2 separate regions of the Homo sapiens genome follow, and region 2 is linked to region 1. A link is a loop called in an ENCODE intact Hi-C map of the cell type or tissue named here. Cell type or tissue: PC-3. All regions are shown on one strand. Each heading gives the region's core, and the rest is flanking DNA. Links, peaks and the distances in the headings are about the cores only.

Region 1 (15,230 bases), core at 5,286-10,285:
AACTTCTCAAATCCAATGATGACAATGCAGTCTACAAGAGAGGCACTTTTCATACCAAGAAACAAAGAGACTGAAAGTAACAAGATGGAAAAGTAAATCGATGTAAACAGAAACCAGGTCTGGCATGGTGGCTCATGCCTGTAATCCCAGCACTTTGGGAGGCAGACATGGGTGGATCACTTGAGCCAAGGAGTTCGAGACCAGCCAGGAAATATGGTGAAACCCCGTCTCTACTAAAAATACAAAAATTAGCAGGGCATGGTGGTATGCGCCTGTAGTCCCAGCTACTTGAGAGGCTAAGGCAGGAGGATCACTTGAGCCCAGGAGGTGGAGGCTGAGGTTGCAGTAAGCCAAGAGCATGCCACTAAACTCTAGCCTGGGCAACAGAGTCAGACTCCATCTCAACAACAACAACAACAACAACAAAAGTAAACAAACCTAAAAACATCTGAAATGGCACGCTAATATCAGGTAAGATAGACTTTAAGACACAAAACGTTATATAAGACAAAAAGGACATTCTGTAAAAGATAAAAGGTTCAATACATCAAAAAGATGTAACAATTATAAACATATAAGCAACAACAGAGTCTCTAAATACATAAAGCAAAAACAGAACTGAAGGAAGAAATAATTCAACAATAATAGTTGGAGATTTCAATACCCCACTTTCAATAAAGGAGAGAGGTATGCAAAAGATAAACAAGGAAGTAGACAACTTGAACAACCCTATCCAATAAGAGCAGAAAACATATTTTTCTCAAATGCACAAAGAATGTTGTCTAGAATAGACCACATGTTAGGCAACAAAACAAGTCTTAATTTAAAAATACGGAAATCACACAAATTACCTTCTCTGATTACAACGAAATGTAACTAAAAATCAGTAAAAGAAGAAAATCTTTAAAGTTCACAAATTTATGAAAATTCACAATAACATCCTCTTAAAATAGCCAGTGGGTCAAAGAAGAAATCACAACAGAAATTACAAAGTACAGGGGCTGGGCTCAGTGGCTCACGCCTGTACTCCCAGCACTTTGGGAGGCCAAGGCAGGTGGATCACCTGAGGTCAGGAGTTCCGAGATGAGCCTGGCCAACATAGTGAAACCCCATCTCTACTTAAAAACACACACACACACCAACAAAAATAAGCCAGGAGTGGTGGCGGGTGCCTGTAATCCAGGTACTCGGGAGGCTGAGGCAAGAGAATGGCTTGAACCTGGGAGGCAGAGGTTGCAGTAAGCCAAGATCACACCACTGCACTTCAGCCTAGGCAACAACAGAGAAACTCTGTCTCAAAAAAAAAAGAAATTACAAAGTACTTGAGAAGAATGGAAACATAAATAAATACAGCAAAACTTATAGAATGTCGCAAAAGCAGTGCTGAGGGAAATTTATACAGCTGTAAACACCTACATTACTAAATAAGATCTCAAATAACATACTCTACCTTAAAACAACCAGGAAAAAAGCAAATTTAACCCAAAGCAAGCAGAAGGAAAAAATGACGATTAGAGTGGAGAGAAATTATAGAACAGAAAAACAGAGAATCAATGAAACAAAAAAGCTGGTTCTTTGAAGAGACAAAATTGACAAGCCTTTATCTTGTCTGACTTTAAAACAAGAAAAGCAAGTGGATGAAATTACTATAATCAGTAATGAAAATGAGGACATTACTATCAACAGTTATGAGAGAACACTGTGAACTTAAAAAAATAGCTTTGAGATATAATTCACATACTATAGAATTCACCCATTTATTGAGATGTAATTCACATAATATAAAATTCACCCATTGAAGGAGTACAAGTCAATTAAATTAAGTATATCAACAGATACGTGCAACCATCCCCATGGTAAAACTTAAAACATTTTCGTTACTTCAAAGAGATATCCTTTTGCTATCAACCCCCAATCCTCCATTCCGCTTATGCAGAGCAACCATTAATCTACTTTGTTTTTATAGATTTCCCTCTTCAGGACATTTCTTATAAATGCAATCATATAATATATTGGCTATTTTCACTGGCTTTTCACTTACCAAATGTTTCAAAATTCATCCATCATGTGGCAAATGTAAACACTTCATTCCTTTTTACAGCCAAGTAATATTCCATTGTATGGATATACCACATTTTGCTTATCACATATCAGATGATGGACATTCCAGTTGTTTCCCCTTTTTGTTGTTATAAATTTTTTGCCAACAAATTAGATAATCTACATGAAACGAATAAATTCCTATAAGACACAAACTACCAAAACTGACTCATTAAGAAATGTTTAAATCTTGGTAGAATTATAACAAGAGACAGAATGAGGGCTAGGCACGGTGGCTTACACCTGTAATCCCAACACTTTGGCAGACCGAGGCGGGTGGATCACAAGGTCAGGAGTTCGAGACCAACCTGGCCAACACAGTGAAACCCCATCTCTACTAAAAACACAAAAATTAGCCGGGTGTTGTGGCACAAGCCTGTAGTCCCAGCTACTCCAGGGGCTGAGCAGGGAGAATTGCTTGAACCCAGGAGGCGGAGGCTGCAGTGAGCTGAGACCACACCATTGCACTCCAGCCTGGGTGACAGAGTGAGACTCTGTCTCAAAAAAAAAAAAAAAAAATGAGAGAGAGAGACAGAATCAGTAATCAAGAAAGTAAGAAAAGTCCAGGACACGATGGCTTTACCAGTGAATATTACCAAACACTTAAAGAATTAACTCCAATGCTCCTCAAACTTTTCTAAAAATAAAAATAAATAAATAAAAAATAAAAAAAAAAGAAAAAAAAAAGAACAATTCCTAACTTATTCTTTGAGGCTGGTTATTACCGTAATACCAAAACTAGATAAAGATATCATAGGAAAAGAAAACTATAAACAATATATGAATACAGATGCAAAAATCTTCAACAAAAGACTAGCAAACCAAATCTGATAGCATGTTAAATGGATTATTTACAAAGGCCATGTCGGATTTATCAAAATAAAAACCAAAAAACAAAAAGGGAGGGTGGTTCAACATGTGAGAATCAATTACAGAATAAACTAAAACTTTGGACTGTGGTTGATGATGATGTGTTAAAGTAGGTTTATCAACTATAACAAATGTACCACCCTGGTATTGATCGTGGGGAAAACTGTGCATGTAGGGGTAGTCAGGCAGTATACAGAAACTCTGTAATGTCTACTGAATTTTGCTATGAACCTAAAACTGCTCTAAGACATAAAGTCTACTAAGAAAAAAAAAAGGGGGGGGGGGCAAGAATCTGAGTAGGTATTTCCCAAGGCAGACATAAAAATGGCCAATAAACACATGATATTCAAGATGATTAGTCATCAATGCAAATACAAACCCCAACATCAAACCACTAGATTGGCTATTACAGGTAAAAATGGAAAATAAGTATTGACAAGGACATGAAAAACTTAGAAATGTTATACATTACGGGTAAGAACATAAAATGGTATAGCCACTATGAAAAACAGGCTGGCAGTTTCTCAAAAAGGTAAACAAAATTACCATATAACTCAGCAATTCTACCCCTAGGTATACACCCAACCAAAAGAAGTGAAAATCCTTAGTTCACAAAAAAGCTTGTATATAAGTACTCATAGCAGCATTTTTCATAGTAGTATAAAAGTGGAAACAATAGGCCAGGTGCGGTGGCTCATGCTTATAATCCCAGCACTTTGGGAGGCCGAGGCGGGCAGATCACGAGGTCAGGAGATCGAGACCATCCTGGCCAACATGGTGAAACCCTGTCTCTACTAAAAATACAAAAAATTAGCTGGGCGTGGTGGCAGGCGCCTGTAGTCCCAGCTACTCGGGAGGCTGAAGCAGGAAAATGGCGTGAACCAGGGAGGCAGAGCTTGCAGTGAGCTGAGATCGCGCCACTGCACTCCAGCCTGGGCGACAGAGCAAGACTCTGTCTAAAAAAAAAAAAAAAAAAAAAAAAAGTGGAAACAATAAAAATGTCCATGAACTGACAAATAAATATAATTGGGTATATCCACACAAAGAAATAATCAGCACTGACAAGAATGAGATACTGATGCATGCTACAGCATGGAAGAACCTTGAAAACATTATGCTAAGTCAAAGAAGCAGACACAAAGGCCACATATTATATGATTCTGTTTATATTAAATGTCCAGAATAGGCAAACCCATAGAGACAGAAAGCAGATTGTTAGTGGGTACCACAGCTGAAGAGCAAAAGGAATGGGGAGTGACCACTTAATAAGTATGTGACTTCCTATTGGGATGAGGAAAATGTTCTGGAATTAGATAGTGGTGATAGACACACAGCATTGTAAATATAGCAGAAGCTACTAGGTTATATACTTTTAAGCAGTTAAAATGAGGAATTTTATGTTACAGGAATTTTTCCTCAGCTAAAAAAACCCCCAAAACAATGAATTTAAACCCACTCAGCAACATATAAATTAACATAATCATAAGTCCTTTCAATATTCTTTTTTTCACCTACAGTTCCATGCATCTTTCAGTATTCTTGTATCTGTCTATTCAAAACCTGGATCTACAAACAGCAACCAGATAATTCACAACTGTAATACCATTAACAGTTACAAGATAATTTTTTAGTTCTAGCTACCAAAAGAAACAGACAAGAGAAAAAAAATCATGTACTAATCTTAAAAGACAAGTTTATACTGATCATTGTACTCACTTTTTAGTGCAAGTAAACCCAATTATTTGAGTAAACTGACAGGAATACAAACATATATTAACCCTGTCCCTTAAAAGCAGCAGTGACTCACCAAGCTTCTCTGGCTCATCGGGCCCTGTGCCTGCAATGCAGCTGCTCTCCAGACCGTAGGTGGGATCCACTTTCCCAGAGGCTCGTGCTGCTTCTTGTACTTTCTTGACATGAGCTTCAACCAATTCCAGTGGTACCTCCTCCCGGACCCGAGAAAACTCCTCTGGTTCAAGAATAAAAATGGAACAGCAATCTAACTTTGCACAAAAATTTGCTTCAGTGTAAAACCACCACCAGGAAACCCAACACAGTATTATTGTCTTAGGTGTAGCAACCTCTTCAGGCTCTCAGTCCCTCTATACCAGAAAAATGAGAGGACTAAATGAGACAAAAAATAGTAATAATAATGAAATTCTATGGTTCTACATTTTCTCCTACACATCACAGAGCCTTGAAATAAGAGATCTTTCAACTTATGCCAGTAATAATCAAAACTGCTGTCCATATTTTAACTGCTTACTAGATTAATAAGTCAAAAAAACAAAAACAGCAAGGATTAAACATCCATAAAACCAAGAAAGAGTTCTATGATGTGACAAAGTTCTAGTTACAATTAATGTGTAACCCATGAATATTAAATGACTTCCTTTGCTAGTTACACCAAATTCTAAATTAATCACAAAATACACAATAAAAAACCTCTGTCCCTCCAATTCCTAAAGCTCTTAATTTTAAGGTGCATTACTTAAAAATTTTGTAATACTTTTTTTTTTTTTTTGAGACGGAGTCTTGCTCTATTGCCCAGGGGATGGAGTGCAGTGGCACGATCTCGGCTCACTGCAACCTCTGCCTCCTGGGTTCAAGCGATTCTCCTGCCTCAGCCTCCCAAGTAGCTGGGACTATAGGCATGTGCCACCACACCCAGCTAATTTGGTGTCCAGCCAAATATTGTAATACTTTTATAAAGAATATGGTATCTTTCACAGGTAATATCTGATTTTTGTTATTTACATTAAAAGAAATGAATGTAACGGCTGGTAATATTTAAATTGGGATAAACTGAGTTTTTCTGTTGAGGAGATGGTTTAGGGAAGTCCATACCCAAAGCCGCTTTTGCTGCAGCAGATGCCACGCGAGGGTCCACCACAGATGCCAAAAAAGCAACAGTACTCATAACTGGATTTCCTGACTGACTGAAGGGGACAGGCTGGTAGGCCAAAGGCCCAAGGGAAGCATCTGAATTCTCAAGGTATGGGTCCTCAATGGGAAGTCTCAAAAAGTGGAGGATGCATTCATCCTGAGTACGACTTCCAACATGTTCCGACACTTTGTTCCAATCATCCTTGTACATCTCCAGGGCCTAAGACAGAAAAAACAGATGCTTTCATGTCAGGTAACAAGAAAGTAATGTGTAATATTAGAAGTTCTTTAGATAGCTTTTTTAAAAAAAATTAATGCAAATATTTATGCATAAATAGAAAGATTTGATGGTTTCCTTAGATTATTTTCAATCAGGCAAGTAAAATAAATAAAAGACATGCATACTGTAAAGAAAGTAGTCCAGGCACGGTGGCTCACGCGTATAATCTCAGCACTTTGGGAGGCAGAGGTGGGCAGATCACCTGAGGTCAGGAGTTCGAGAGCAGCCTGGCCAATAACATGGTGAAACCCCATCTCTACTAAAAATACAAAAATTAGCTGGGCATGGTGGTGCGTGCCTGTAATCCCAGCTACTCAGGAGACTGAGGCACCAGAATCGCTTGAACCTGGGAGGCAGAAGTTGCAGTGAGCCGAGATTGTGCCACTGCATTCCAGCCTAGGCGGCAAGAGTGATAGAAAGAAAGAAAAGAAGAAACAAAAGAAAAGAGGGAGGGAGGGAGGGAGGGAAGGAAGGGAGGGAGGGAGGGAGGAAGGAAAGGAGGGAAGGGAGGGTAGGGGAGAGGAGGGGAGAGGGGAGGGGAGGGGTGGGGAGGGGAGGGGAGGAAGGAAGGAAGGAAGGAAGGAAGGAAGGAAGGAAGGAAGGAAGGAAGGAAGGGCTTTTTTACTAATACATACAGACATGACTGTTTATGTAGAAAATTCTAAGGAAGCTATAAAAAAAAGTACTAAAACTGAATAGCTGAGCAAAGTCACAGGATAGAAGGGCAATAGAGAAACTGAACTATATTTCCATACATAATAGCAATGAACAATTTTAAATAGGAAGAAAAAAGTATTTAAAATAACATAAAAGCTGGGTGTAGTGGCACACATCTGTACTCCCAGCTACTCAGGGGGCTGAGGCGAGAGGATCTCTTGAGCCCAGGGGTTCAAGGCCAGCCTGACAAACACAGCAAGACCCTGTCTTAGGTCGCGATTTTCTCCTGCTGCTGTGGCCCAGACATGGCGACTCCGGCCCTGTGATTCCAGAGGTCCCCTTTGAACCATCGAAGCCCCCAGTCATTGAGGGGCTTAGCCCCACTGTTTACAGGAATCCAGAGAGTTTCAAGGAAAAGTTCCTTCACAAGACCCACGAGAACCCGGTGGTACCCATAGGTTGCCTGGCCACGGCGGCCGCCCTCACCTACAGCCTCTATTCCTTCCACCGGGGCAACAGCCAGCGCTCTCAGCTCATGATGTGCACCTGGATCGCCGCCCAGGGTTTCACGGTCACAGCCATCTTGCTGGGTCTAGCTGTCACCGCTATGAAGTCTCAACCCTGAGCCCAGGGTCTGGCTTTGAAAGCTCCGCAGAAATGATTCCAAAACCCAGGAGCAAGCACTGGCCCTACCATGGGACTTACTCCCTCCTCTCCTTTGAGAGGCCCATGCGTCGTTGGGGGAGGAAGTGACCCTTTGCGTAACTGTAACTGAAAGTTTTTTCAAAAATCCTAGTTTCTGTTGTTTGAATGTTACATACTTCTATTTGTGCCACATCTCCCCTCCACTCCCCTGCTTAATAAACTCTAAAAAAAAAAAAAAAAAGACCCTGTCTTAAATAGCATAATGAGATACTTAGGAGGAATAAACATAATAAAGAATGTATAAGAGCAACAGACTAGAATGAGTAAAACATGAGAGAACTCAAAGACCCAAATAAAGGAAGAGATATATTGTGTTCATTCATTAGAAGTCTCAGTATTAAGATGTCAGTTCTTTCCAAGTTGAACTACAGATTCAATACAATTCCAGTCAAACTCCAAGTAGGCTTCTTTTTAGTAGAAATTGATAAACTGATTCTAAAATTTATAAACTACATACATTTCTAGTTTTATAATTTATTATTTTTTCAGAGAAAATCCTGAAAGAAACCAACAAAAAGAGTAAAAGGAGTCTCCGAGGGAAAAACGGATAGAACAGTAGAAAGAAAACCACAACTATGTGGTGCTAAGAATGTTGAGGAATTAATTGGATAAAAAGAATTTATTTAGTGGCATACTGAAGTTGCTACTCTCACACCATTCTCTCCAGGACCATGGTTCTCAATGAAGGGTAATTTTTGCCCCCTTGAGGACACTGGCAATGTCTGCAGACATTTTTGGTTGACCCAACTGGAGAAGTGCTGCTGGTATCTAACAGCAAGGAGGGGCCATGTATGCTGTAAAACATATATGAACCCTCCACCCCAACAACAAAAAAATCTGGCCCAAATGTCAATATTGAATGCTCCAACTGAAAAACCTTGCATTAGAGCCTAATTTGCTGCTCTACACTGTGAGATTGAGCTTTCTATAACAATAGTTGTCTCCATGTTTACTTTTTCAGTTAATTATTTTACTTCAAAGATTTTTTTTTCTTAATTTTTAGAGACATGTTCTCACTGTATTGCCCAGGATGGTCACGGACTTCTGAACTCAAGGAATCCTCCCGCCTCAGCCTCCCAAAGTGCTGAGATTACAGGTGTGAAACACTGCACCTGGACATCAATTAATTCTTAACTCTGGGTTCCAACTGCTGCTCAGGCTTTCATTTCTGCTGGAATGGTAGAGGACTTCTCAAAACCCAAGCCAGCAAATGGCCTGACACATTAAATCCCTTGAAAAACTAGGCTAATTCTGGGTTTCCTCTGGATATTCAGTAACCTCAGGTAGTTCGAGAAGGAATTACTTTTTGAAAGATCCAGATTGTAAGAAAAAAGAAAAATAAATCTCACTCGGGTCCACGGAAGTAGAAATATATCTACTGGGGCTGTATTATGTTTCTAATTATAAATAGGGATTTTCTAGACATGCTCTATCATGCCCTTTTCCAATGAAATTTTTAATTAAAAAATATTTTTTCATGTTCCTTTCGCCAGGGAACAATAAGAAAGTTCATCAAGTTTTTTTCCAGAATAAAGGTGGAGTTGGGGAAACTTCTGAGATACAAAATCCAAGCAAGACTCAGCATCCAGAAGAGCACAGAGTTGAGAATCTGTAAATGTCTGAGCCTAGGAACTGATAATAATGCTAATAAGAGAGGCAAATTAAAGTGATGTTTTGAAAAGAGAATAATGCGGTGACACACTGGCCAGGAAGGAGGATGATTCAATGAAAGTTTTTAGTAAGTATCTTATAATGCTACAAAACAGCTTCATTCATCCTGCCATAACCCAGGTTCAGGTCTTCATCATTACTTAACCTGGATACACTCACTCACTCTCTTTTTTTTTTTTTTGTGAGACACGGTCTTGCTATGTTGCCCAAGCTGCTGTCCAATTCCTGGCCTCAAGCAATCCTTCCATCTCAGCCTCATAGATCGATTATTATAATTACCTTTCTATAGTAATTTCATCCTTCTCCACGCTGCTAGGGTGAAATATGTTTTACATAAAACACTCTTTCTCTCCTGCCTAAAACTATTTTATTATGTGTCATTATCTTATGAAATTAAGCCAAACATGATCAGGACACTGCCTACTTCTCCCGCCCTATTCCCTACTCTTCACGTTTCAACAATACACAGGCCCCACTGATCTATTCCTACTAGGTATTGTGCCTATGAACCATTTGTTCTGCACTGGAAACATCATGTTTTAGGACCAACACAGCTATACCATTCCCAGAAGCCTGTTCATTATGTCTTATCTACCTGGCTTGTTTGCAAAGCAACTCCTCTGTACAGCTCTTGTGCTCTGGACATACCTCTAATCATAAAGCTGGGAATTCCGCATTCAAGCTTTGTGTTTTATCTTTCTCTGTCACTTAAGCAGACTATGAATTCCTTAAAGGTACAGATTGTGTTCTACAGATCTCTACCTGCAGTGTCTGTCAGTGTCCAAAACACAATACCTAATAAAGTTTACTGAACTCAAACCACAGGAAACTGAACTAAACCAAGAAATAAATCTGACTTTGCTATGGCTCTCAAATGTAAAAAGGCAGACTGTTTTCCTAATTAAAAAAAAAAAAAAAAAAGGTTCTCTTAGCTAAACCAAGCTTGTCCAACCTGTGGCCTGCAGCCTACATGTGGCCCAGGATGGCGCTGAATGTGGCCCATACAAATTCATAAACTTTCTTAAAACACTATGATTTTTTGGGGGGATTTTTTTTTAAGCTCATCAGCTATTGTTAGTGTTAGTGTATTTTATGTGTGGCCCAATGTGGCCCAGGGAAGCCAAAGATTGGACATCTCTGTCCTTAAGAAAAGTTTTTTAATAGAAGATTTACTATGCATCTTAGTGTAGTTCAAAAGTACATAGAATGATATATTTCCTGGGTTTTGCATCAAGAAAAAGTATGTAAAGTGTATGCACACTGTGAGGAAATCTTTCATGTTGGTTACTGAATATCTTCTAATGCTATGTTTCCTATTATTTAGCTGGCATAAAAAATGAGAGAAACTCGGGCCAGGCACGGTGGCTCACGCCTGTAATCCCAGCACTTTGGGATGCTGAGGTGGGCCGATCACGAGGTCAGGAGATCGAGACCATCCTGGCTAACATGGTGAAACCTCGTCTCTACTAAAAACACAAAAAAATTAGCCGGGCATGGTGGCAGGCACCTGTAGTCCCAGCTACTTGGGAGGCCGAGGCAGGAGAATAGTGTGAACCCGGGAGGCGGAGCTTGCAGTGAGCCGAGATCACGCCACTGCACTCCAGCCTGGGCGACAGAGCGAGACTCCGTCTCAAAAAAAAAAAAAAAAGAGAGAGAGAGAAACTCTTACAGTGATAAATAAATGTTAATAAATTACAAGTTTTCTTTGCAGGCATAGCCTTTATGTCTATTAATTATCTAAGGGAAAATAAATAGCATGAGAAAGCAAAGCATACATGACAAACACTAGAGCTATCACGGGAGAATCAGTGAGCTCACAAATTCAAGTCTTGTCACTTTCAAGCCCAAGAATAATTATAAATGAACAGGAAGAATACTGCAATCAGTTGTGGACTTAAAAGAAATTGTGAAGGCCAAGCGCGGTGGCTTGTGCCTGTAATCCCAGCACTCTGGGAGGTTGAGGCGGGCAGATCACGAGGTCAAGAGATCGAGACCATCCTGGCCAACATGGTGAAACCCCGTGTCTTCTGAAAATACAAAAATTAGCTGGGCATGGTGGCGCGTGCCTGTAGTCCCAACTACTCGGGAGGCTGAGGCAGAAGAACTGCGTGAACCCAGGAGGCAGAGGTTGCAGTGAGCTGAGATCATGTCACTGCACTCCAGCCTGGTGACAGAGTGAGATTCCTTCTCAAAGAAAAAAGAAACTGTGAACCCAGTACAGTGGCTCACGTCTGTAATCTAAGTACTCTGGGAGGCTGAGGCAGGAGGATCACTAGAGACCAGGAGTTCAAGACCAGCATGGACAGCATAGCAAAACCCTGCCTCTATATTAAATAAATAAATATGTGCATATATATATAGATACGCATGTACATATATATTAACTTGAAAAAAAATTCTTTAGTCACTGTGGAATAGAGTGGCTCCATTATCTCTCTTTCATTCTGGTGCCCTGATTATATCAACAGAATTTCAAACTTCCATAAAGACTGTCATGGCCTTTTATAGCTACTTATTCTTGTTGTGCTGTTTTGTTTTTTTACCTCAAACTTTAGACTTTATAGGCCTACTCATTCTAATGACATATTTTCAAGTAGAAATTCCCCACACCTTTTTACAACTGAAGTCTTATTCAAACAGGCCATCATCATCTTGATCTTACAGAGTAATTTCTTTTTAAAACGTTAATATAAAACCTTACATTATCCTTCATTTCTACCGATTAAAGATTTTTCTTTTTCAAACTGCATTCCTTCATCTATCGTATACATTCCACTTTGACTATTTCCAAAATTGAAATGTTGCCTCCAATATTTACAATAAGATAACAAGGAAATGAACATAACCAGATATTAACCTTCAGCATTTACCCAAAAGCTGTGCTTTGATAAAAGACTTTATGAAACAAGGTCTTTTAAAAATCAAAGGGGTGTGCTCAAGAATACGATAAATATTTGGAATGCTGCCTGTGTGGTATATTTGTTTAATAAAATAGTATGCCAGCCTGAGCAACATGGTGAAACCCCATCTCTATTAAAAATACAAAAAAACTAGCCAGGCATGGTGGTGCACACCTGTAGTCCCAGCTACTCGAGAGGCTGAGCTGGGAGGATCGCCTGAGCTCGGGAAATTGAGGCTGCAGTGGACTGAGACTGCGCTACTGCACACTAGCATGGGGGAAGGGAGAAAAACCCTGTCTTAAAAAAAAAAAAAAGGTACGATGCTATTTTGAAAACAGCAAACCCCAATGAGTCTACCAGATTTATCGATTTATTAGAAAGAGACTATATTTGATTATAAATCCATTTAAAAATACTCATCTGACTTCATATTCTTAAGCTATTAAGTATCTCTAAATAAACTATATAAATCGAAGATGTTAGTGGTAAACACTGATGTGGAGAAGTCTTTTATTTCTCTTTGTGTTATTGCAAACAATTCCTGTTGACTGAATTGCAAGATTAAAAGAAAAATCAAACACTTCACAGATTCCACCTGAAGGAGAGAAAATGCACTGTTGTGTAATACTGTGGTTTTCTTGGATGTCTTTAGTGTCAACAGTAGCTCAGTCATTCTTACCTCACTTTTACTACCTACTAATCTTAAATGTGAAAAAGGAGAAAAGTTCCAGCATCAATGTGCAGCAGGAAAAAGAACAACTGTTGCTCCAGTCATTGTTATACAACTTACTTTCTCTCCAGAGCCCAAAGATTCCAAAATAGCAATACAAAAGTGTGTTTATAGTCACCCACAAGTACTGAAAACACGGTTCATTTTAATTAATATTAAAATCTAGTAGATATGGCTATACAAAATAGTCCTGAAATTGAAAGTGAGTCAGTCAGTACCATAGGAAAGATAGTTAAATAAATAAGTAAAAAGTGAGTCAGCAAAGCTCTCTGCGTATCACTGATACTGAATGGGCATATGAGAATATATTAAAATAGAGGCAAAAAAACACAAAACAAGGGATTGTTTTGATTTTGATCACAACAGAGAAAGATAAGGTTGGGGGGAGAACCAGAAAACAGCAAGAAAAAGTAAAAGAGGAATACAAAAAAGAAATGGAAATAGTTTGATGATGCACCAATGATACTTCTACAGTAATTACAACTATTGGAACAACCTGAAAAACCATCAAAGCAGTACAGCAACCAAAATGTCACCAAGTCCACTCTATGTGGTCTGGGAACCCAGAGGGCACCAGGCTCTTTTAGGAGGACTGCGATGTCAAACAATTTCCTTGATAATACTAAGACACTACTGCCTTTTTCATTATGTTGACATTTGCATTCATGGTGCAAAAGGAGCAGCGACATCTTAGGATAAATCCAGGCAATGACACCAATTGTCTTAGTAGTCACTTTATTTCTAATTGTCACACATTCACAACTTATTTTGTGATTAGGAATTAGCTTCACTTAAACATCCTCAATGAATCTATAAAAATTATCAATTTAATCATCTCAATACCTAACTACATGGAGACACAGAAAAGGATTTAAGTATCAACTATCAAAGCATGATGGCTGTTCTAAAGGAAAACACATTTGTGATTGAGTTTTGAGCTCCAGTGGACACTTTTTAAAACAGAATACTATAGGTGAGTTTAAAATGCTAGTCACAGGCCAGGCACAGTGGTTCATGCCAGAACTTTGGGAGGCCAAGGTGGGAGGATTGCTTGAGTCCAGGAGTTTGAGACCAGCCTGGACAACATGGTGAAAGCCCATTGCTACAAAAAATACAAAAATTAGCCAGGCATGGTGGCACACGCCCTTAGTCCCAGCTATTCAGGACTGAAGGTAAGAGGATCGCCTGAGCCTGGGAGGTAGAGGCTGCACTGAGCTACCATCAGGCCACTGCACTCCAGCCTGGGTGACACAGCGAGACCCTGCCTCTAAATAAAACAAAACAAAATAAAATGCTAGTCAAAGAATCTTAGCACACATCCCATATGCATTAATCTGCTTACCTCCAGGAGTAGAAGGGTCTCCTGTTCAGTCCATTCTCTTCCAGCACTAGCACCTTTACTCTAAGGAAACAAAATCAGAAATTATTTGCTCATTTTTAAATGCTGAAGATGGAGCTCAGTAGAATTCCTTTCCAAGCTCAGGGGACTGTGTTACGCAAACTATCATGGTAAGTCTTTGACTAACAGGAATAAAACACTTTAAGGAGCCTAAACTTCTATAAGAAATGCTGGCTTATTTCAAAGACTGGCCAGGCGTGGTAGCTCCTGCCTGTAATCTCAGCCCTTGGGAGGGCAAGGTGGGTGGATCACTTGAGGTCAGGAGTTCTAGACAAGCCTGGCCAACACGGTGAAACCCCATCTCTACTAAAAATACAAAAATTAGCCGAGAGTGGTGGTTCATGCCTATAGTCCCAGCTGCTCCAGTGACTGAGGCAAGAGAACCCAGGAGGCAGAGGTTGCAGTGAGCCAAGACCGCACCATTGCACTCCAGCCTGGGCAACAGAGCGAGACTATCTCAAAAAAAAAAAAAAAAAAAAAAAAACACACACAAAAACCAAAACCAAAAAAGACTTCCTGCTGTCAAACAAGGACCCATAACTATTTGGATATGTTATTTCTATTATTTTGATACTTAACAGTATCTTTGGCAAGCTAAAAAGGCATATTGTTTTACTGCATACCATAAATCAGCTGTAATATCACAAACATAGTACACATCTTGGTAATAACTTGAAGAGACTACTTCTTCCACGATTCAAGGATCAGATGTACTACACACGTAAAACACTGACAGGTTCTTGATTCCAACTGCAATAAGCCCATATTATCTCATTTTAAAACATTTCTCAATTATGAAAGAATCTCCAAGTGAGTCCCTAAACTCAAAATCACCTTTTCCATGTGAGTCCCTTATAGTTTATGATTCATGTGACGATGTGAGTATAACAGAAGTGAGACTGGCTTGTGTAAAAACTAAAATTTAATTGATTAATTCATACTTCTTTATCTGCAGACCCTGCTGCATTCACTCATCTTCAGGGGACTTGATTTGTAGTATAGCTGATACTATCATGCAGCTATAAACATTAC
Region 2 (15,230 bases), core at 4,399-9,398, 52 kb before region 1:
ATGTACATATATGTCTTATCAAAAGACGTGCTCATGTATTTCACAACAGCACAAACTATTCATAATAACTAAAATCCAGAAATCAGTCAAATGTCCAACAGAACAGACTAATAAATAGTACAGCCACAGAACACTGTATAGCAAACAGAAGGAACAAATGTACAACCACAAACAATAATGTGGACACATCTCAGATATACAGTGTTGAGTGGAAGAAGCCAGATGTGGCCGGGCATGGTGGCTCATGCTTGTAATCCTAACACTTTGGGAGGCGGAGGCGGGAGGACTACTTAAGCCCAGGAGTTCAAGACCAGCCTGGGCAATATAGTGAGCCCATGTCTCTACAAAAAAATTTAAAAGGCAGTGGGGTGTCGTGGTGTGCACTTGTGGTCCCAGCTACTCAAGAGGCTGAGGTGGGAGGATGGCTTGAGCCTGGCAGGTTGAGGCTGCAGTGAGCCCTGATAATGTCACTGCACTCTAGCCTGGGTGACAGAGTAAGGCCCTGTCTGTCTCAAACAAAACAAAACAAGGAAAGCAGCCAGACATAATAAATGTAATTGTGGTTACATTTAGATAACATTCAACCAGCCCAACTAGTCTACGGCGCTAGAAGTCAGGACAGTTGTTATCCTTGGAAGGGAAGGTGACTCAGTATGATGAGGGCCTCTGTGTGTTGGTTACACATGAATATTCTCTGTTAAAACTCATCAATTCTGCAAGTATAAAGGAAGTAAAAAAAAAAAAAACTCAGCTGAATATTTATGATTGTGCATTATCCAAAATGTACATTTTATTTCAATAAAAAATCATGAGACTATCTTGTCATAGACTAAAAATAAAAAAAAAACCTCTCATCATGCACTGCACTCAATAATTCTTTCCTTTACAAATTCACTTTAGAAAAGCCTATTTTTGTGAGAAAGTAAAAAGATTAAAATGACCTATTTCTCTTCCAAAGACTATTTTTATGAACTCTAGTTTGCGGAACTGCTTCACTAGAATAGCTGTATCTGAATCTGCTATAAATCCCCTTAGTCTTCCGTCACGGGAGGCAGCACTGTGGCACTGGCCTCACTTTGGAATCAGATGGAGCTCAGTGTGAATCCTGGCTCTACCATGCAGCAAAGCTATGCGGCCTTGCCATGCATCAGTTCTTCAACTGTAAGGTGAGAATGAGAAATAAGTGAAACAATGTGGGTGAGGGGCATGGCATACAAACACCCATTATCATCAAAATCTCATTTAGGGAAGAAAGTAGACGCACCTCTCTGCCCATCTTTTACAAAGTAAATGCAGATGCTAGCACTCCTTAGATGTTCTGTGAGCAGTTAATGTGAATATGATGCTTTAGCACCATCAAGAGCCAAATACCAAGTAGCTACAGTAAACTTCCTCTTAAAAGTTTATCCCAGTATTTCAGAAACTGAATTTTTATTTATTTATTTATTTTTCAGAGACAGGGTCTCACTCTGTTGCCCAGGCTGGAGTGTAACGGTGCAGTGTCACAATCACAGCTCACTTGCAATCTCAAACTCCTGGGCTCAAGTGATCCTCCAGCCTCAGCCTCCTGAGTAGCTAGGACTACAGGTATGCAGTACCACCACACCTGGCTACTTTTTTTTTTTTTTTTTGGTAGAGACAGCTTCTCTCTATATTGCCCAGGCTGGTCTCAAACTCCTGGGTTCAAGCGATCCTCAAGTCTTGGCCTCGCAAAGTGCTGGGATTAATGGTGTGAGCCACCAAGCCTGGCCTAGGAATTTAATTTTTAAATAACTATTGTTCTTGAAAAATTACTTTGAGATGTGAACTCTTAAGCATTTGTATCTTTTGAAAGCTTAACTCTGGAGAAAATCTGATTCCATACAAAGAATTTAAGATCCACTCAAGTAGACAGAAATAAGACTGAGAAAGAATGCACCTTGTTGTGAGCAGGGTAAACTTCTAAGGCTATCTCCACAAATGTCATTTAGAGTGGCAAGTCTGACGATGGTAGTAATTCTTATGATTGCAAATTAATCCTGTGAGTGTGTGTAAACGAAAGCTTCCCAAAGTAAACTTAGCCCTGTTTTTCGGTAAAGTCAATAAAAACTACTAAAACTACAGCCTAAAATATATTTTGGGTTGTGAATAAGTGTGTTGATAATACCGTGACTTGGACAGAGAATTTGCATCCCATCCCCAAAAGCACAAACTTTGGCTCTAAGCACTTGGTATATTACTGTGGATAAGCAAACTATAAAAATCTTACAAGATGACTTTCACTAGACTAACATAAAACACAGCACACACCCATATATATTGCCCTCTAAGAAGAGAAGGAATGTGGGGTTTGGGGGGTGAACTGGAATTAAAAGTACATCTTAGGTTTTAATGATGCTGGCAGTTAAGCTTGAAGGAACTATGAGTTCAACTTCCAAAGTAGTTAAAATTTAGTAAACAATAGCCAACTCGAAACAGTTCTCACAAGCTACAAATGGGACAATTTTAGCATCAAAAAAAGCCAGGCACAGTGGAACGTGCCTATAATCCAGCTACTTCAGAAGCTGAGGCAGGGGGATTGCTTGAGCCCAGGAATTTGGGTCCAGTCTGGGCAACTCAGTGAGACCCAACCTCTTTTAAGAAGCAACAAGAAACACAAATAGTATCTATGATAGACTGAAACACACAAAATATTAAAAAATTTATAATTTTACAATATTAAAAATATACACAAAAAAACCCTTTGCTGGTCACCTTTGGTTACTGAGGGGCAGCAACTCATTATACAGATAACCAATAGAGGGAAAATATGAAGCATTTATCCAGGCTTTCCTATAAGAACTGATTTTCAGGGTAACTAACTGAGACACAGTCTCGCTCTGTCACCCAGGCTGGAGTGCAATGGCACAATCTTGGCTCACTGCAACCTCCGCCTCCTAGGTTCAAGCAATACCCATGCCTCAGCCTCCTGAGTAGATGGGACTGCAGATGTGCACCATTACACCTGGCTAATTTTTGTATTTTCAGTAGACACAGGGTTTTGCCATTTTGGCCAAGCTGGTCTCGAACTCCTGACTCAGGTGATCCGCCCGCCTCGGCCTCCCAAAGTGCTGGAATTACAGGCATGAACCATTGCGCCCGGCCTAAAATAGCTAATTTAAGAAGCAATTCTGAACGCTCAATTCTAAAACAATTTAGTCGAATGGGGATTTTTATAATGGATGATCCGACTGACAACACCAGAACTACTGATCAATCTTAATTACCACAAAAAGAAAAACTGACACTACAAGAATGCCTGACCTCATAAGTGAATCTTGTCTGGGTGTGGTAGAGCTCATGCCTGTAATCCCAGCACTTTGGAAGGTCGAGGCGGAAGGATTGCTTGAGCCCAGAAGTTCAAGATCAGCCTGGGCTACAAGGCGAAACCCTATCTTTATAAAAACAAAACCAAAAATTAGCCAGGTGTGGTGGCATGCACCTGTAGTCACAGCTACACAGGAGGCTGAGATGGGAGGATTGATTGAGCCTGGGAGGTTGAGGCTGCAGTGAGCCATGATCATGTCACTGCACTCCAGCCTAGACAACAGAGCGAGACAGTGTCTTTAAAAAAAAAAAAAAAAAAAAAAAAAGTGTGAATTTGAACCTGAGCAATCCTCTGGTTTATAGGAAATGTGTGTTTGTGTGGGGGGGTTAGAAGGACATATGACATGACACTATGCACCTCTGGTGTACAATCAGGCACAGCCACATTGTGGAAAAACCCTGGTTTCTTCAACACATAAATGGCACAAAAAAGGGAAGGTGAATTATTACATAGATTTTTAAGAGACATGTCAACAAATGTGTGAATCTTAACTGAATACTGATTCAAACAAACTAAGCACTCAAAAGATATTTAACAAATGATATTAGGAATTATGATTACTTTTGTTTGATGGTGATGATAGTTATGTAAAGAATAAGACTCCCGGCCAGGCGCAGTGGCTCACGCCTATAATCCCAGCACTTTGGGAGGCTGAGGTGGGCGGATCACGAGGTCAGGAGATCGAGACCATCCTGGCGAACACGGTGAAACCCCGTCTCTACTAAAAATACAAAAAAATTAGCCAGGCATGGTGGTGGGCGCCTGTAGTCCCAGCTACTCGGGAGGCTGAGGCAGGAGAATGGCATGAACCCAGGAGGCGGAGCTTGCAGTGAGCCAAGATCGCGCCACTGCACTCCAGCCTGGGCGACAGAGCGAGACTCCGTCTCAAAAAAAAAAAAAAGACTCCCACTGGTTAGAGATACATTTGAAGTCTATCTCATTTCCCAAAGTGAGGAGGAAAAGATAAAAACAGACTCTAAAATGTTGATAATTTTGAAGCTGTCCAATAGGTACATGGGGGATTATCATACTATTCTCTCTACTTTATCTGTGTTTGAAGATTTCCGTAACAAAAAGTAAAAGTGGCAGAAAGATGATGGTTGTTGAAACCAGGTCATGGGAGTTTGCTGTGTTGTGTGTATTTATCTTTGAAAATGTCTATAATTTTTTTTACGGTATCAATAATCCAAGATAAATTCTGAATGAACTCTGAGATATTACTGTCCAATCAGAGGCTGACCTACTCAACAAAAAGGCATCATACCAAGAGAAAAAGAACATGGAAGGCTTCATGTGGCGATAACCCTAAATCTCACATGCCTACAATTTTCTAGATGACAATGAAAATTTTGAGCAGTCTTCATCAGAAAACACCAACTGTGTGGTTGGCCCCAATGATGCTCTGTGCCTCTGTAGTGACCATAAGCTTTTTCCAAGAGCAGGGCCTTCCTCTTACCTGGCTGGGGTGGATGAGGTGGTGGCATCTGGTGGTGCATCAGAGGGTAGGGAGGGGGCTGTTGATGAGGCATCATGCCAGGGTGCCCTGCTGCTCCAAGTGGGGCCAGGCCAGGTCCTCCTGAGTGCTGGTGTGCCTGTTGAGGGTTCTGGCCATGCTGCTGCTGTTCCATTTGCTGTCGTGCTCGTAATTCAGCATACTTCAGCTGTTCCATGTGGAAGTTTTGGCGTTCAGTAAGCAACTGCTGCCTCTGTTGTTCTAGCTGTAAGCAAAGGAAGTGGAAGAGAAATGACACCAGAAGAGGCTTTCAGGATTGGATAACACAAAGGACAACTACATAATGCCTGAATTACCTCTATCCCATCACACTGACATCACCACCTCACTTCCTGCACCTTCTACAGTGAGAACAAAGGCATTATTTCTTGAGTAGCATATTTCCATTTGGACATCTGTTACCATGGTCAAAGTCTTCTCCATGTTGAGTCTAAGTCTTTCCTTGCAATCTTCCCGCAGTAGGGCTACTGCTCTTTGGGCTCACTTGGACACATGTAATCCCCTCTATGTTTGGCAGGCCTTTAGATATCTAAAAATACTTTCTATGGCTGTCTGAGTCTTCCCCAGGTAAAACGAGCCTCTCTTGTCCTTGTAATAGTTCCTCAGATGTTAACATTTCAAGTTCACCCAACCTTCCTATGTGCTCTCTTTTGGATGTGATACTCTCATGGTTACTGTCTATTTTAGAACATAACACCAGAGTTAAATTACTCTGCATGAGTTGACGTGGCCTTAGCTGCAAAGATATGCATTTCTCTATGTGGAACTTTGGCAGTGCCACTGCAAATCTTAGCTTTCAAGTACCCAAAATTATACTTGGTGACACATTCACGGAATATTTTAGTTGCCTATAAAAAAATTTGCATGAATCTTAGTTTAACGACTACAAGCATTTCAATATTCAAGATAATCTTTCTGGCACCCAAATGAGAATAAAGAGAAATACAGTATTATATGTTTAGTTCAGAGAATGAAGCCTATCCTAAATTAATTTAATTCAGGGATGATAAAGAAAATCAACCTGAACATGCAGGAAAATGAAAATCCAGATCTCTGAAAGTAGTATAAAAATCATAAGCATAAGGAGGGTTAATAAACCCACTTCTTTTCAATAACATCTCCATCCCATCATTTTGATAGAAAAATCTAAGTCACTGGGAATCATTTTCTAGTGCTGTGTTGTCCAATACAGCAGTTAGAAGCCACACACAGCTACTGAGCACTTGAAGTGTGGCTAACATGAAATGAGATGTGCTGTTGGTGATGCACAGTAAAATTTGAAGACTTAATATGAAAAATTGTTCATATAAATTACATATAGAAACAATGTATATATGTAGGTTTTACATATACTGGATTATGTAAAACATCATTTCACCTGTTTTTAATTTGGCTACTAGAAAATTTTAGTTATATATATGGCTCACATATTTCTGTCCAATAGCACTATTCTGAGGCATTTAATAGGTTAGGGAAGTATAACATTTTTGCTTTTGGGGGCAGCAAGTTCTGTGGATAAACACTACACACTATTATTTGCAAAAACTAGATGGAATAAGCATGAGAATTAGCCTAAAAATCTGGGCCTTTGGCAGAGGGCCGACTGGGGAAAATCCCTGTGAAATTGAGTGAGAAGCATCACTGGTTATAGGAGTAGCAACTGGGGTATTTCCATGGACAGATGGGGTGTGGGAAGACAGGCCATGAACACAGTATGAAGAAAAGATGCATGAGCAGGCTAAGAGGAGAACAAATAAAGAGAGTAAACGGTATAGCTTATGTCCTGGATTTTGGTAACTGGCTTGTAGACTTTCCTTAGGGAGAGGGAGATTTTCTGAAACAAAACATTTTGAGAGAGGTTGAGGGTTACCAGGAACAAGCAAGACAGGGTTCTACCATGGTCCTAATAGTCTAGTGTGGGCTCTTCATTTTCTGGGAAAGGTAATCTGAAGAGGGTAAAGCCTAGCCTGGTTCAGTTTCCTGTGTGCATGATGAGAAGGGAGATGTAATATGTAAACAGCAAGAGAATCTTCTGGAAGTCCAGTTCTGCAGGAAGACTAATCAGATTAGTAAGTAAGAGGCAAAATGACTGTAAAAGGTGGGGTGGGAAATCTAAATATTCTGGCTACAGATCCTTGGTTTTGCTTTCTTCTAATCATTCTTTCTAGGAATTTAGGACTCTGAATTTGCTTAAGAGGTGGCCAGAAAACATCCTCTTATCTGTTTTTGTTGAGTGACTACTGGTCTGAACAGCTTGGCTGTAGTCCTACTGTTATGTAAGAACTATGGAATTTAGGTCAAGATATGCTTTATAAGGAAGCTGAACTGCTACTGGAGGGAGCAGTGACTCTAAAAGGAAATTCTGGTCTCTGCATTACCTAGCTGAATTTTGGGTTCTGCTTTTAACCAAACTAGCCTTTCTTTGAGGGCTTACCTTAGTATCAAGGTATTAACCTTGGAAAGAAAAAAAGAATCTACTAATAAGAGGATGAGAGGGCCAAGCTGGGAAGAAAAATTTGCCCAATTTTCCTTGCCTACAACATGAGCTAGCCTGTATTATCCTCTTTATTTTCTGAGTTTCATCTGTCATTTTAAAACTTAGAAGGTAATTTAAAAAAAGTAATTAGAAGAATTAGAAAGGATAAGTGATTAAACACATACATAAACCTGAAAGAGAACCCAGTTTAAACCAAAAGTTCCAATGTGGGGCCAAACATGTCCTATGAGTTGAGAGCAATGCCCAAATAACAGGCTACCAGTTGGCTCCATAAGGGCCATCTCTGTTCTGCGGCAGATGCAGCAGAGCTTGCCACCATGTACTGGCCTCGTCATGCAAATAAAATAACTTTTCTTGTTCTAGATACCTTATTTTTATTAAATCAAGTTGAAGACTGCATTCACTTTTGTGGCAATCAGAAAGAATGTTAACTAGGAATTTCTGAGAGAAAATTGCCAGTACTGGTCATATTTTAAATGCACTTAACCAATGACCCAGTGATTAGGCATCTGGAAATCTGTCCTAGAATACTGTATGTATGCATGTGTAAGGATGGTCATCAAGGCATTCTTTTTGATGTTCAGTTACATAAGATAACCTGAATGGGGGAAAAAACAAGTTGCAATAAAAATATTTATAAGATAATCCAAGTATATAAAAATGACTTTGTGATCATGTATAAACACATTTAAAATGTTCTGAAAGATACAAACTATTAACAGTGATCATCCATAGAAATGAAACTGGAAGTAGGAGAACTTTTCTCTTTTTTTTTTTTTTTTGAGACGGAGTCTTGCTCTGTCGCCCAGGCTAGAGTGCAGTGGTCGCCTTCCGGGTTCAAGCAATTCTCCTCCCTCAGCCTCCCAAGTAGCTGGGATTACAGGTGCCCACTACCACGCCCAGCTAATTTTTGTATTTTTAGTAGAGATGGGGTTTCACCATGTTGGCCAGACTGGTCTTGAACTCCTGACCTCAGGTGATCCGCCCGCCTCAGCCTCCTAAAGTGCACAGGCATGAGCCACTGCTCCTGGCCAGAACTTTTTATTTATGATTTGAAAATTTAAAATATCACACACATATGTTTAATAACAAAAAAATAGGCTCCAGCGAACCCAGTTTTTCATACAAGGCTGCCTATGGCCCTGCTCTGAAGACACATCCTGAGCCCCCACTTCCCCTGCTTTCAAAAACCCTGCCTTCCTCTCCCTCTTCACTGTGTATGTATAAAGCAGCCGTATCCAAGCGAAATCTAACACAACAGAGCACTTTTCAACACCAAGACACCAAACGCAGACACAGCTGCAAGTGCAGCTGAAGTTCACACAAAGCTCTTCTCCCTTCTATTTGCATAAAGCAGGGAGGGGGGTGGGAAAGAGTAAAAGACAGTGAGGGCCACAAAAATCTATCTGCAATGCCAAGGACTGAAATATCAGCTGAGACTTGAAGCCTCAGAGCTAAAGTAAATAATCACACCTTCCTTTTCAATGCTTTGTATCAGTGATGAGAAATTCACTGAAAAAACCCCAAATCCAAAACAGACATATCCATCCCTTTTTATACCTGAGGTAAAAGAAAACAATATAATTGCATTTTGCTACTTCCATGTGTACTTCTGGTAGCAGAAATCCAAAAAGGGAGCCTGCATCATTATTGTGACTTGTCATTTTATCTTTGTTGCAGTGTGCTTGCTTCTTGAGGCCACAAGTCTTTCTGCTTCAGAACTGAACCTGCTACTGGGTATGGCTTTCTAATCTCAAATAAAACTACCTTTAATGTAATAGCAAATGTTGAACAATAGATTCAATTGTATGACAGGCAGCACAGAAGATGAATTACTACAACTACACAGAAAACAAAGTTAAATATAATTACTCTGGGACACTATGAAATTCTTTTTTGCTGTTCTTTCTTCCTCAGTTTGTCATAAAATATAACAAATTTTTCTAAACTTACTATTTGTGAGGATAGCCCATTATCTCTATCTTGAAATTCCACCCAGAACTTCACCATTTCTCTTCACTTCCACGGCTGACACCCTGGTCCAAGCCACCATATCTCACGTGCATTAACCTAACAGCCTCCACACCAAGTCTCCCTGATTCTGACCTTGCTGCCTTATAATTTACTCTCTCTAACACAGTAGACAGAGTGATCCCTGATAAACTGTAAGGAAGATCACTTCAGTCCTCAACTCAAGGTCCCGCAATTATTTCACATTTCAGAGTAAAGCAAAAAGGCCTCTGGACTGCTTTCAAGAATTTCTGTGATTTGGTCACCATGATCTCTTTGACTTTATGCTCCTAACTCCCTTGACTCATTTATGCTCCAGCCCACCCACCTACTCCCTTGTCTCTGAACATGTCAGTCATACTCCTGCCTCAGGGCCTCTGCACTGGCTGTTTCCAGCACCTAGAAGTGCTTGCCCATCAACTGTCAAGTTTCTCAATAAGGCCTAATCTGATGACACCACTCAAAACAGAAATCCCTTCCCTGCCACTCCTAATCCCCCCGACTCAGCCCATAACATACACACAAAGCTTGTATGTATACCTATATATATGCAGCATATAATACCTTATTACTTATAAAACTTCCTTAATTCACTCATGGTTTCTAATTATTTGAAATCCACCAAGGCAGAGATCTTTGTTGGGTTTTATCTACCACTGTATCCTCAGTAGCTGTATGCCTGGAGGACAGCAGATGCTCAGTGAGTATTTGGCAAATGAACAAATAAATCATTTTATCTACCACAAAAACTATCAAGGCAGGCTGACCCTCCAGTCTCCTAAGCAATCATTCTTTTCATATTTCAAGAGCTGGGCCTTTCTTACAAATCATTATCAATCCTCCTCCTCCAGGAATCTTACCTTGATAATCTGAGCTGACCATGACCTCCCCTTTCTCTGAATTTTCATAGCCCCATCATCTCATAGTATTTGGTTTCTTTGAGTCAATGTCTCATCCATCCTTTAACTTCCTTAAGTACAGGGTCTGGGTTTCTCACAGTTCCGAGTTCCCTAATAGTCCCTCTTTTCTGAAGGTACACAATTTCTTTCTTTTCTTTTCTTTTCTTTTTTTAAGACAGAGTTTTGCTCTTATTGCCCAGCCTAGAGTGCAATGGCGCCATCACGGCTCACTGCAACCTCTGCCTCCTGGGTTCAAGTGATTCTCCTGCTTCAGCCTCCTGAATAGCTGGAATTACAGGTGCCCACCACCACGCCCGCCTAATTTTTGTATTTTTAGTAGAGACGGGGTTTCACAATGTTGGCCAGGCTGGTCTCGAACTCCTGACATCAGGTGATCCACCTGCCTCATCCTCCCAAAGTGCTGGGATTACAGGCGTGAGCCACAGCACCCAGCCTCTGAAGGTATAAAATTTCTATACCTAGCCAAATGAACTTCAGAGAGACAGACAACATTTAGTCCAAAAGCTATAAATGGAATCAGCTCATAGATCCATTCTCAATGGCCTCAAAGTGTCTTTTAAAAAAACATTCAAATGTAAACGGCTTATGTGGGGCCCAGGCCCTTCAATTCTCTCCAGGTAATTTAGTCTACAACACAACCCATGTCTGAAACCTGCTCTGTTGACGGCTGTGTGCTTCTGCCTAGCATCAAAAGCTACTCAGTCTACAGACACAATGAGTGGTAGACCCACTGGCAGCTCAACACCCTCCCCTGAACTGGAATGCTTTTCTCATGTCAATTCCCTGATATACTCTGTAACTTCCATAACTGCCTTTCCTTTAATATTAATGCTTTAAAATATGAGGGAGCTGGAATAGCTACTAATTATAGCTGAGTTCATGATACCCATAACAAATTCGATTTTTTTTTTTTGAGACAGAGTTTCGCTATTGTCACCCAGGCTGGAGTACAATGGCATGATCTCTGCACGCTGCAACCTCTGCCTACCGGGTTCAAGTGGTTCTCCTGCCTCAGCCTCCCAAGTAGCTGGGATTACAGGCGCCCACCATCACGCCCAGCTAATTTTTGTATTTTTAGTAGAGACGGGGTTTCACCATGTTGGCCAGGCTGGTCTCAAACCCCTGACTTCAGGTGATCCTCCCGCCTTGGCCTCCCAAAGTGCTGGGATTACAGGTATGAGCCACCATGCCTGGCCCTGAAATTTTTATATGATTACATTTAATTACAATTACTTAAGACTAAAAAGAACATCTGGCTTTAAGTCATTAGAGGGAAAAAAAAAGCTTTATATTTGATTTTGAGTCTTAATTTCTGAAACCTATTGCTATTTAAACCAAACCAAACGTTCTATTTAAAAAAATGTTATCCTAAAGCTACTGCTTACTAGGTTAAGATGAGCAAGAGTGCAATCTAAAATGAACTGAGGCAGTGGGGGAGGTGGAGAGTTGGGTGCCTCTACTCCTAGCTGATCTATTCACTATCTGGAGTATCAACTTTATTGATTCATAATAGGATGACAGAAGCTGCATATATATCTGAGTCCCTAGGTTAAAATGAAATAGCAAAAGCTCATTTCTTTATAAATTACGAAGTACTAGATAAATACAAAGAGCTGAACAAACAGGTTTGAGATCTGGCTCTGTCATTTCTGACCCATGTGATCTGAGGTACACAACCTACCAGGTTCAAGCTCCAGTCTGGAATGTAAGAAGGGCTAACAAAGAAGTGGCTTATGCTGTCATCCAACATCACTGCTGGATTCTTGAATAAGGGGATTCAAAGCAAACATTACTTTCTTGCTTATGGCTTCCTCACATAGTTTGCCAGGAAATAAAGTGAGTAAATCCATTTAAAGTGCTTTGGCATAGTAACTGACCCAATAAATGCTCACAAAGCCAACAATGGCTTATGAATCTTAAGAATTTTGTACATATTTGTTGATTACTGGTTTGCATAACGGGAGGCATATATTTACCAAACACTTACTATGTATGTGCTAGACACTGTGCCAGGCATATGCCATACTTCTCTCAATTTTCACAAGAATTCTGTGTGGAAATCATCAGTAGAAAAACATTCATAGCTTTGCTTCCCACAGGGAAGGATAGGATGCTAGTGCTAGAGTGAGAAAGAGGTTATGTCTTAATTATACACAAAATGAGCGGGTGGCATTTTGAAGTTCAAATGACACATTTTGGTTGGTAAGAGAACAGGTCTCCAAGCTGGTTGCCAACGATCCTGCTTTCTAATATTTATACATTCCCACTGAAAACTATTCACCTAACCCAGATCCAAAGTTGGTCTGTGACCAACAGGATGTGGCAGAAGGGATGTGACTCGTATGTTTACATTATAAAGAACATTATAGCTCCCATTTTGTGTGCTTTTTCATACTCTTACTTTTTTAAATCACTTACTCAGAAACCATGGCAATTTATAACTAATACAATTGGATTATTGACATTCATTCAGTAGGGGTAGGGACTGTCTCATACAAAGAATTTTCCTGCCACAAACAGCTGACACCAAATGCTGATTAAGAAAATAACAGTCCACCATGGAAGAATTCAAGCAGAGCAGCGTTGTGTATTGGGATGGAGTCCGGAGAGTATTTTCCCAACATTTTCAGCTGTGTTGTTTTATTCAGAAAATATTTATGAAATATTGTGTGTGATCTGATTAGAAAGTAACATTTTTTAAAAGTCAAAAAGCTGGACACAGCAGCTCATGCCTGTAATCCAAACCCCTTGGGAGGAGAAGGTAGGAGGACTGCTTGAGGCAAGGAGTTTGAGACCAGCCTGGGCAACATGGCAAGATCTTGTCAATATTTAAAAAAAAAAAAAAAATTAGCTGGGCACAGTGCCTCATGCCTGTAGTCTCAGCTGCTTGGGGAGGCTGAGGAGGGAGGATCACTTGAGCCCCAGGAGTTTGTGGCTGCAGTGAGCTATGACTGCACCACTGCACTCCAGCCTGGGCAACAGAGTGAGCCCTGTCCTCCCAGAAAAAAGTCAAAAGAGAAAAAATAGTGAAGTTATATAATTTAAGTAGTTATTTAAAAAATAGACATCACACAAGGAAACTTCTGCAGGGCTGAGAGAAGAGGAGCGGTTATACACTGCCCCTTGGTGTCTGGGGGCCAGTAGACAGAAGTGGAAAGGGGATGCGAACTCTGCTATTCTTAGGGGACAGACAACAGATCCATCAGAAGGTTTAAAAAACCGGGGGACCTGCAGGTTCATTCTTTGAAGAGAAAGCAATTTAGTGCTGAGGAAAGAGCTCCTTGCCAAACTAGATATATTCTGTAAGCGCTCAGGGTTGACTCAATATTCAAGGCTAATGGATCAGTTATGCTTTGCAAATGACAGCAAGATGTCTTACTGCCAGTGGGATCTACCCAACCATCATTTGAATCCCGCATATGCCAACAATCCACTCCACTATATTATAGCCCCCTATTACTCCAGGCCCTCTAAGAAAATCTGTAAAATGTCAAAAGGGAAGCTTATTAGGGAAAAATAAACACAAAGACTCATCCCCTAAAGCTCCGCCTGTAGGACGTTTTCTCTGATAACTTCTCCCTCTCCCCATCTCCTGGGAACTCCTCCTTTCTGTTCCCATAGCAGCATCTGTACAACTGCTGTACTATACAAACATACTGTATTGTCGTTATTTGTTGACTGTTTCCCCCATTAAACTAAGTCTCAAAGGGTGGATTATCCTTTCCACTTTCCCAACTACGGCAACAATGCTGGCACGCACTCATTTAAGTAAGGGCCTGTGATGTGCTACTTCTGTGTTAACAAAGACATCTGATTAAGTCCCTGCCCTCAAAAAGTATATACTCTGGTACAGAAATGCGAACCCATGAACTGGTGATTACAGTGCAATTAAGCGCTCTGTGAGGCTGCCACTGCAGTAAATGTGAAGGCCATGCCACCCACAGCTGAGGACTGCAGGAGGTAGGCAAAAAGTGGGGCAAAGGGCCTTCTTGGCCAGAGAAGCAGGATGCAAACAGGTGGCAAAGAGAGTAAGGCTGTGAAGAAGCCTGCATTTGGTCCAGCATACACAGAGGGTGACAGAGATGAAACCCAGGTCTCATGAGCTCCCGGGGCAGGAGACAATCAATGGTGTGAGAGATGCTTACAGAGACATAAGCTCAATGACAGATGTACAGCATGGAGTGAGAAGCACAGTAAGTCCCTGACTAGGCTGCTTCCTAATCAGGGAACTGAGGGTGGGGTGGTATAGAGTTGGGGTAGGAGAGCTACTGAAGCAGCCTCTTCCTACTTTTGGGGCCAGCTGGTCTTAGGACAAAATGGATATGGGCTATGGTGACAGGTACTGGGCTACTCATCATGAGGAGTTCAACAGAGGACTTGCTTGGACTGGCCACTAAGAAACACTTTAAATAATGCAAGAAGATACTTAGGCAAATGTAAATCCTAAAATGATCAGTATTCTGGAATAATTTCTTTTTAAAGTTCTACCATTTGGAGTCAGAATCTCTCATGTAGATAAAAAAGTCAAAATCGTCAGAGGTAAAAAGTCCTAACTAAATGCTCAAATTTAGCCCATGCTTAGGGAGTCACTAATTCTTTATCTAGTCAACTCATTACAAAAATTTATTTTTGGCCAGGTGCGGTGGCTCACGCCTGTAATCCTACCACTTTGGGAGGCTGAGGCAGGCAGACTGCCTGAACTCAGGAGTTCGAGACCAGCCCAGGCAACACAGTGAAACCCTGTCTCTACAAAAAAACAAAAAATTAGCTGGGCGTGGTGGCGCACGCCTGTAATCCCAGCTACTCGGGAGACTGAGGCAGGAGAATGGCTTGAACCTGGGAGGTGGAGGTTGTGGTGAGCCGAGATCATGCCACTGCACTCCAGCCTGGGTGACAGAGTAAGACTCCGTTTTCAGGAAAAAAAAAAAAAAATTTGTTTTTGTT

Evidence for each region. A loop is a pair of places that touch in the nucleus more often than their neighbours do. Peaks named below come from ENCODE experiments on the same cell type or tissue, not always from the same donor. Only the 100,000 strongest peaks of a DNase experiment are listed, where the experiment ranks them.
Region 2: a loop joins it to region 1, with 2.9 times the contacts of the local background. A loop is called at or near these places in 3 of 110 quality-filtered maps.

The regions. Positions count from the first base shown.
Region 1 is chr3:47,656,517-47,671,746 of GRCh38, forward strand. SMARCC1 (SWI/SNF related BAF chromatin remodeling complex subunit C1) reads right to left here. Exons shown (of 28, transcript NM_003074.4): 19 at 14,142-14,201; 20 at 5,818-6,076; 21 at 4,778-4,939. HIGD2AP2 (HIGD2A pseudogene 2) reads left to right here and starts at 6,204. Exons shown (of 2, transcript XM_047449430.1): 1 at 6,204-6,235; 2 at 7,097-7,418. The coding sequence starts at 6,204. The coding sequence ends at 7,418. It overlaps SNORD146 (small nucleolar RNA, C/D box 146), which reads right to left and starts at 5,178; the gene lies at 5,049-5,178. RefSeq lists a silencer at 12,064-12,267. In PC-3, for the core only: a CTCF peak has its summit at 8,200 (motif pointing left); no DNase peak of the experiment used is centred there; H3K27ac peaks cover 54 bases.
Region 2 is chr3:47,605,264-47,620,493 of GRCh38, forward strand. It overlaps SMARCC1 (SWI/SNF related BAF chromatin remodeling complex subunit C1), which reads right to left. Exons shown (of 28, transcript NM_003074.4): 26 at 4,803-5,064. It overlaps LOC124906234 (a long non-coding RNA gene), which reads left to right. Exons shown (of 3, transcript XR_007095902.1): 3 at 9,037-9,112. Among named protein-coding and RNA genes, the nearest start is that of CSPG5, 34 kb to the left of the region's middle. In PC-3, for the core only: no CTCF peak of the experiment used is centred there; a DNase peak (open chromatin) is centred at 7,128.